2 separate regions of the Homo sapiens genome follow, and region 1 is linked to region 2. The links are chromatin loops, found by intact Hi-C in ENCODE. Cell type or tissue: heart left ventricle. All regions are shown on one strand. Each heading gives the region's core, and the rest is flanking DNA. Links, peaks and the distances in the headings are about the cores only.

What was found. Hi-C counts contacts between places; a loop is a spot of excess contacts. Peaks named below come from ENCODE experiments on the same cell type or tissue, not always from the same donor. Only the 100,000 strongest peaks of a DNase experiment are listed, where the experiment ranks them.
Region 1: a loop joins it to region 2, with 2.0 times the contacts of the local background. A loop is called at or near these places in 4 of 110 quality-filtered maps.

The regions. Positions count from the first base shown.
Region 1 is chr5:74,054,782-74,059,184 of GRCh38, forward strand. The region is part of intron 2 of LINC02122 (long intergenic non-protein coding RNA 2122); the gene reads right to left. Among named protein-coding and RNA genes, the nearest start is that of LINC02122, 46 kb to the right of the region's middle. In heart left ventricle, for the core only: a CTCF peak has its summit at 2,170 (motif pointing right); no DNase peak of the experiment used is centred there; H3K27ac peaks cover 436 bases.
Region 2 is chr5:74,162,376-74,166,778 of GRCh38, forward strand. No RefSeq gene overlaps it. Among named protein-coding and RNA genes, the nearest start is that of LINC02122, 61 kb to the left of the region's middle. In heart left ventricle, for the core only: no CTCF peak of the experiment used is centred there; no DNase peak of the experiment used is centred there; H3K27ac peaks cover 822 bases.

The DNA.
Region 1 (4,403 bases), core at 199-4,198, 110 kb before region 2:
AATCATTTGCATGTTGAGTGATTTGCATAAAAGCAGGAAAAGGCCCATGTTGGAATTTGGCCTGTATCTCCCCCTGTTCCTCACTGGAGAAAAGATTCTGAAACTTGGCCTCGTTGAAGCCCTTGAATTTTAGAAAAAAAATGTGAACTTTGAAAAACTTAGATTTGTTATTTCAAGGATGCAATATTTGAAAAGAAAACAAATCCAAAGACTATATCCCATTGGGCCATATTTCTCAAGTCAGTCGATGGCTGTCAAAGAAGCAAAGTAGTTAATTTTCCCTGTAAAGTATGCCCTTGAAAAGCCATTCTCCTAAGTATAGGCAGAATGCTTTGCTAAGTGGGTGCCTTTTCAGCATTCTAAGACTGGGTCCCACATTTTCTAACGATTCATTGTGAAAGAGATGGCTATTTTACCATTCTGCTTAAAATCTGAAACTTTAGTTCAGCACATCTCTTATCTTAAATCCTTGGAATGTTTAGAAGATTCTTGCAACGCACTTCTAAAAGGCTCTGAATTTCTGAGCCTTAAAAGTAAAATTCTGCTTTGTTCCAACATAAGACATTTTTCCTCCAAGTTTTGCCAGGTAGAGAACAAACCCCTTCATTTTTTTCAACACTGTTGTCTCTTTTAAAGCACAGCAAATTTATTCTTCACCCAATGTGGAAACAACAATTGATATTCAAAACGCTACCCTTTCCTAAGGCTTTGCCTTCATGAAAATGAAACATATTTCGTACTGAGCACCATATGGTGTTTGTGAAGAGTGGACACGCAGATGCCTCCTAATTAAAGCATTAAAGTTTGTCATGAGAAATGGCAGCACAGATGATTTTGGCTGGGCGTGTGGGAGGGGGTAGGCAGGAAGGGGTCCCAGAGAGTGGATGAAGTGGTAGGCTGACTCCCAGTTTTTTCAAACACACGCTCTGATTGGTCCTCAGGGAGCAGATAATGGCAAGAGGCAGTTAATTTGAAGATAATTGAGAGATCTCTTTCCTGTCTTCACACAATAAAAAAAGGTGTCGGGCCTCAGCTGGCAGTTGCACTCTGGCAGGAAGAAAAGGGCTCGAATTGGTCTGTGAAAGCTGCCACCTCCTTTTCACTTCTCACACAAAGCTGGGAAACCCCTTTCCTATCCTACACCCCTCCTTCCCCCATGCCCCCAGCCGTGCACCCATGTTTATTGTTTCAACACATCAGACCATAAATAAGTTTCCAGAGGGAGAGAATATTGGAGGACAAGGGAAGTTCTATTCTTCTGGAAAACATGAGCTGTGCCTCTATAAACACTACCTCCCAGACAGGCTGAAGAGAAGCATCCCCTCAGATGGGGGTTTACTGTGAGATGATGAACTGGTTTTTTGAGCCACTTTTTCCCCTTTCTCAGCATCTCTGGTACTATGTGCCAAGCTGTTCTCGAACCCATGCAGTCTAGAAACCCGGAGGGACTTTCTCAGGTTAAGGGGAACATTCATCTGCCCACCTCTGTGTAGATGGTAGATAGAAGCTCTTGAGGTGTCATGTGGTAGGAACGGTCTTAAGCTGGGTTCACACTTGCCTCAGCAAGTCACACTGCAAAAGGGAAGAGGTAATCACATGTGAGGGGCTTTTGGTTTGTTTGTTTTTTAAGGAAACTCTCCCTCTGGCCTGCTAAACTTCCCAGCTCCTTTTTTATATTATAGCGCAGCTTGCTTATAAATTCTAGGAAAATCTTAAGTCGGCACTTAAAATAATCTTTTTTAAAAAACACACCCACGTGAAGAATTACTGGAAATTAGGATTACATAAGTGTGAAGAATGTTGCTTTTTCCCTCAGAACTGGGAAACTTAATGTTGACAGGCTAAGGGAAACTTTAAAAAGTGAAAAGAGCTACAGTCATCAGTTTATTCCTTGTCAGTAAAGCCCCGAGAAAATGGATTTGATGGAGTGGGCAGAAAGGCAACATAAAGAGTGGCAGGGGCAATGCTGAATGAGAAAGCCATTCCAGGAAGCTAAATCAGCTAAGGAACAGGATGGTTTGGGGGTAATTAAAGGTAGCTACACAACTGGGTTTGCTAATCTGATTGAAAAAATTTTTCTGAAGTATATTTTTCAGTCATTCTGGTAAGTTAGGTCAAGTAAGTTTTTCTTCTCTCTGAGCAGTAGAGACTGTGATGGCCTCTCCACCAGAGGGCTGCCTTCCAGTAAGTTCCTGGGGAGTACCTTGGAGGTATGAGTCTTGGCCTGTGTTGGCATTTCTGTGTTGTAATTACACAGAATGGGCAGAATGGGAAACCTAATAAAGTGCTGGGACCATTGAAATAAAGAATAAGACTAAAGTTAGAAACTTCTGTTTATCTAATGTTATCATAAAGAAAGCAGAGAGATAAACTCCAAACTTAGAAAAGAGATTTCCAATACATAAACCAACAAGAGTTTAGTATCGAGAATAAAGGATAAAGGTAGGAAATCAATGAGAGAAATATAGCCCAGGAAAAAATCTGGGTAAATGACAGAAATAGACACCTTAGGGTAAAGGAAATGCAAGTGATTAACATATACTTGAAAAATGTATATATAACTGATTAGTAGGCAGGAAATGCAAATTAAAACCCAAATGAGATCCTATTTTGCATCTAAGAGATTGGGAAACAATTGGGAAGTTTGATAATATCTAGTGCTGATGAGGATACAGACAAAGGAATTTCTTATCTGCTCTGGAGCATGTGTATGCATTGGTTCTACAACACCGGGAAATGATTTGGCATTATTAACTAACCCATAACTCTATTGCCGGACATATCCCTTAGGTAACTCCTGGCACATCTACAAGAATGGTCATTTAACACACTAAGACCAAAAATACTATCTGAACAGTTCAAAGGCCATTAATAAGCAAGTCTGTGAATACATTGTGACACTGGAGTACTATACAGCATGAAAAATGAATGAGTTAGGACTATGCACATTATGTAGAATCTCACAAATAATACTGTGGGAAAAATTTTTTTACAAGATTTCATACAGTATGATGCCATTTTCCTAAGCCTAAATCAAACAACTTAAATAATATCTTACTTAAAGATACAGTAGATTCTCATTATTTGTAGTGGTTATATTCTATGAAGTTGCTGCAAACACTGAATTAGCAAAATACTGAAATCTACAACTATATCTCTGTCTATATTTATAAACGCACAGAGTTGGCCCTCTGTATCCATGAGTTCCACATCCCCAGGTTGTACAATCTACAGATTCAACCAACTGAGGACTGAAAATATTTTTAAAAAGTAAAAAATACAACATAAAAGTACATATTTTAAAATACAACTATTTACATAGCACTTGTGTTGTATTAGGTATTATAAGTAACCTAGAGATGATTTAAAGTATATAAAAGCACATGCATAGGTTATATGTAACCACACCACTTTTATACCAGGGACTTAGTCATCTGTGGGGAAGTCCTGGAAGCAATCCTCCATGGATACGGGGAACGAGGGATGACTATACGTGCTCGCATATATCTCACATAGATTATAATCTTAAATCTTAAAAACAGCTCTTCCTGGTAGGTTCTATTTTCCTTATTTTACAAAAAAGAAGATGAGGTTCAGAAGTAAGTGAGTTATCTGAGGCCCCCACTAACAGGTGCGCACCATGCATCTGCCCCAGAATTGAAGCCCTCTTACACAGCACTGCACTGCTCCCGATCTCTATCCTCATCCACTCTTCATAGGAGCTGAAACAAGAAGCCAGAGCATCCCCTTTTTTGAACGCAACTGGGAATGGGAGCCTCACTGGAAACCAGTGAGTGACTCAAATTTTTCATCACTTTGTGCATGTCTGCAAATGACTGCAAATGTGCTGTATTGATTTAGGTGTTACAAATATATTTTAGCTAGTAAGTGAATTTGCAAATACAGAATCTGAGTAATGAGGAGGAACTGTACACAAATATGTGCTAAAACAAAGGTCTGGCTTGGGGGTTAGATGGTGGATTAGAGTCTTACTCCTGTTTCACAATCCCCACTCTCTATCCCTCTCTCTGTATAATGTATGCACATAAACTTGTGTAAGTATATTATCTATAATTGTATATAGATTGTGTATATTATACATATTTGTGTTTGTGTGAGTGTGTATTAGAGAGAAGCAATTCTTTGAAGTCCAGTCACAGTATTTATATTTTACCATTTTAAAACCAAGGTGGCTGTCATCCTGCCAGGGCTGAGGAATGTAAAGGCGGTGTAAAATGAGCCCGCCTCAGGTTCAAGAATCCTCCTTTCTGGTAAGATAACAAATATTGGGATTATTCACATTTAAAAATAATTTAAAAAATTCACAGGATATCCAGAAGTTGAAGAACCTTGCCTTGCAAATTTCACTTTTAAGAGCCTGATATAGTTAGAATTTTGTCAAT
Region 2 (4,403 bases), core at 312-4,311:
AGTCAGACAGCATTATGATTTATCTATGAAGACTATTATATTACTATAGTGTTCAGATGGGACATGAGCTGCTGGATTTGCGGCCACACAACTTTGTATGCATGCGCTTTCTCCAAAGGACTACCTAACCCAATGGCTTTTTGGTACATGAAATGCTTAAATACATTGCATCTAAATCTCCCATCCCAAGAAGTGAAATTTAGACATATAGAACTTTCACTTTCCTTTCTGGCTCTGTTTAACATGTAAATATTCTTTCAGTCCATTAGGACTAAACCTCTTGAGAAAGTGCCTTTATTTCTTGGCCACCTTTCCTTGAGCAGAATTCCAATTTTGCAGTGCCTGGAACCACTAACTAGAATATATGCTGATTTGCCTTAACTGCAAGAACAAATCCAATTAATAAGTCCACAAGGAATAGGGTTGGAACTGAGCCATTTTTCCAGGTGGAAACATCTTTCTGTTAGACATGCTTCTTGTACTATTCATCCCCGGTCCTCTGATTGTCCAGATAATCCACGGCCTGATTGGGGGGATTTGGAGTCTAATAAATTCATCTTCACAAACTCTGGGGATCAATGACTGACATATTCAAAGACTTTTCTTTCTAATCTTTATTATTTCCAAGGCTGTCGCCCTCTGACTCTAACACCTGAAATAATTTAATGAACAATTTAAAACAGAATCTTTTTGCATGTAGTGAAGTTCTGGAAAGGTTAGCTAGTTCAGAGAGCATAAAAGTGAAGGTTCAAATAAATCAAAATAACTCAAGAGGTTGGGTTTCTATGGTTGAGCCATAAAGTGTCTCCTATCTTAAGCATCTGATACTGCAAACATACACAGTCACTAAACTTCCTGGATCACTGTCTAGCAGTTTCATCACTGTTTTCTTGTATCATAAAAAAGATGAGACTTCCTAAAAATGCATGCACTGTTTATAGACAACTCTTCTATTTATTTATTTATTTATTTTTATTAGAGATGGGTTCTTGCTCTGATGCCCAGGCTAGAGTGCAGTGGTGAAATCATAGCTCACTGCAGCCTCAAACTCCTGGGTTTAAGTAATTCTCCCTCTTTAGCCTCTGGAGTAGCTGGGACTACAGGGGCACACCACCATGCCTTGCTAAAAATCACTCTTCTTTTTAAAAGAATTTCAGCTCACTTCCAGTGTATTTGTTGGTACCCGGTATCCCTGGAAGGTCAGCTCTACTTTATACAAGACCAGGAAATTGCCTTAGAAAGCAATAGTTCATATTTGTAGAAGACTCTCAGATTTTCAAAATCATTTCAAACTATCATTTCATTCTATTCTCTCAGTAGCCTTGGAGGAAATGATAAGATGTAGGGTAAGAATGATCATGATCTGTCAGATGGAGAAACTTCACTCTTATGAGACATCAACTTTCCTAATACATCTTCCCAGCAACAGGCTGGAAATAGAAAAACTGTCTCAAGACTTCTGTGCCCTATTTTCTCTAATGGTGCACCCACTGTGGGCTCCCAGGGCCTTTGTGAGTTCTCCCTTTTCCTGGCAAAATGCTTCACTTTTTGGGACATTTAAATGGGCACATTTAAAAGTGTTGCCCATCTTAACTGCCATTTGTGTCTTGCTGGAATTCAGAGCTTCAGAATGAAGCTCCCACTGTAGGATTCACAGCCAGCCAGTAAGTAGAAGAGGAAATGGTGAGAACAAAGTCTTCTGACTCCACTGAAATCACGTTGGTGGGGGCTTTTGGTTTCTTTTTCTTTTTGTTTGTTGTTTTTGATTGTGTTTTGAGTTTGGGAACAACAGAAAGGGCTTCTCTTCAATGCAAGGCATCAGGATAATGCTGGCCTGGGGCAGACATACTGATTTTCTATCTTTTAGAACTGGATTCCGGTGGGCTCAACTTCTAAAACCAGAGTCAGTGACAAGTCTTGATTAATAAAGTTCTTAGATTTGTGAAATAAAGAAAACTGATTATCCAAGGAATTTGTCAATTCCAAGTTAGCATTTGCCTTTGTTTTATTGCTAGCTGGACAAAGTCATTATGCTACTGGCAAAATAACTAAATAAAATCATTTTTAAATTATCTGATAGAATGAAAAGTTAGTGGTACTACCCTGATCCCAAAAATATGCTTCCTAAGCCAAATAGTCAAACAGTATTGAAATTAAAAGAGAAAGAGGAAGAAAGTGCCAGAACTTGAATATATTTTCTGTCACATTTAACTCATTATTAGAGGAATCCTCCAATGTCTGCTTGGCTTCCTCTCCCTAAGGGTTTCCCACGGGTCCTCAATTTCCCAACACCTCCCAGCACCTGGGGTCCCACTTACCCCTCCTTTTCCCAGCAGTGTCCTAGGGACCTTGAGAGTAGAGCTAGTACCATGCATTTAATCCAGAAGCTAGTGACCCTCATGTGGTTTGCATGTATTCATAATGACATGCTCTGAGTGTGTCAGCCAGTACCATCTGGGGTGCCTGGAGCAGTGTCTGGGAGCCTGTGACAACTCAATCTCAGGCCAGAGGATGGGAAAACATATTGGATGATTGCAATTCCCTTTTAGGCCGGGAGACTCTCTGGCATTAAGATGTCCACATCTGCTAAACCCATTACAAAGTCTCTGTTCTTCATGAGTATTACAATAAGAATAGCCATTAATCTGGCTAAATCACGGTTCCTTTCTGGCATGATCCAATCTGTTCCTAAAAACATGTTGGGGTGTGTTAGTCTCTAGTTACAGCTCCTGGCCAGTCTTCTGGCTGCTTATGCTGGAAGAGTCGAGCCAGGCCACTTGGTACTGAATTGACAGTCCCTGAAAAAGGCCAAGACCTGATGTCACCCTGGGGACTATTTGCTGGGGAAAAGTACATGTATCCAGAACTCAATGCATCTGGCCCTCACAGCACTTAATCTCTGTATTAGTGCTTCTCAGTCTTTAGAATGTGTAAAAATTACCTGGAGAATTTGTTAAAACACCATTCATGAGCCCAAGCCCATGGATTCAGATTCAGTGGGGTCTGGAGAGGGGCCTGGGAATTTGGTGACCGTACTTTAAGTAGCATTTTTCTATCCTGTTGCAATGCAAAGTGTGGTCCTCATCCCAACAGCATTGCCATCACCTGGGAATCTCTTGGAACTATAAGTACTAGGACCCCACTTAGACCCATTAAATCTGAATCTATATCTTAACAGGCATTCTTTGCACTTTAAAGATTGAGGCACACAAATCTATATCACTCATTCACTGTCTAAAACAGAGCAGCAAATCATGGACTTGGAGGGACCCTTAGGAGTTCAAGTGCTTTAGGTCATTGCCTACAAAATGATACGTTATTAATTCTATATTGCTTTTTATTAACTTTCTATGGATATCTGTGTCTTTCACCTAAATTGTAATAACCTCAAAAGGCAGTGGCCACGTCTTAAAATTCTTGCACAAAATATCCTGCATATAGTAGGCACATATCAAATATTCATTGGTTGATTGGTTGGTTGTGAAAATATTCCAAAAATATCTCATAAAATGAAGGGATGGTCCCTGTTTCATTCATAAAGAAAGGTGTATCACCAGTTGTGGTCTGTGCTTATTTTTAAATTTACAAAACACTGTTTTAAATTTACAAATTTACAAAACACTGTTTTAAATTTACAAATTTACAAAGCAGAAAGCTGGGGAATAATCTAAAATTGCAGCATCTGAACTCTCATTGGCATAGTCCCCCTGTTCTGAGAGTTTGTTCCTCATTGTTTTATAAGGAAGTTATCAACGGTAAATAAGGACTATACTAGGCTGGGAAGCTATTGTTCCTTTCCATCTCGTTCAGTGCTGTATTTGGAAAGTTTTGCTTTAAGGAATGATGAAAGTAATCATGGGGAGAGGGGAATAAAACCTTCAACAGGAAATGGATCATATCAGGCCTTGAAACCACTGTGGGAAGCTGGTATTCTTCTCTAAGAGCACAACAAGGCCCTGATAGATCTCAAGCAGGGGGAGTCATTATCTGATTCAGACTCAGGATATATGTTGTTGTTGTTGTTGTTGTTGTTTTAATCCATAGGCTTCACTCATTAACTGGATGTAGGATAGGGCTGGGTGAGCAGGGGCTGAGAAATAGAACTTGAGAATAATTTCTTGATTTTTGGAAGATTATAGTGCTATTGCCAAGGTTGGGAAGGTAAAAGCAATATTGGGGGTGGAATCAAATGTTATGTGTCAGATGCCATGAGACATGTACATAAAGAGGTGGGCTTGGCAGTTAGATACCAAAATCTGGAGATGAAGGAAAATCATGGCTAGAATTTGAATTCTGTAGCCTCTCAGATGCCATGTTGTCCTCAACTTTAAGTTGCAGGCAAAGGGCCATTTGTTTCTAGTGACATTGAGCCATTTTCAATATTATGTTCAGTATTCTGTGGA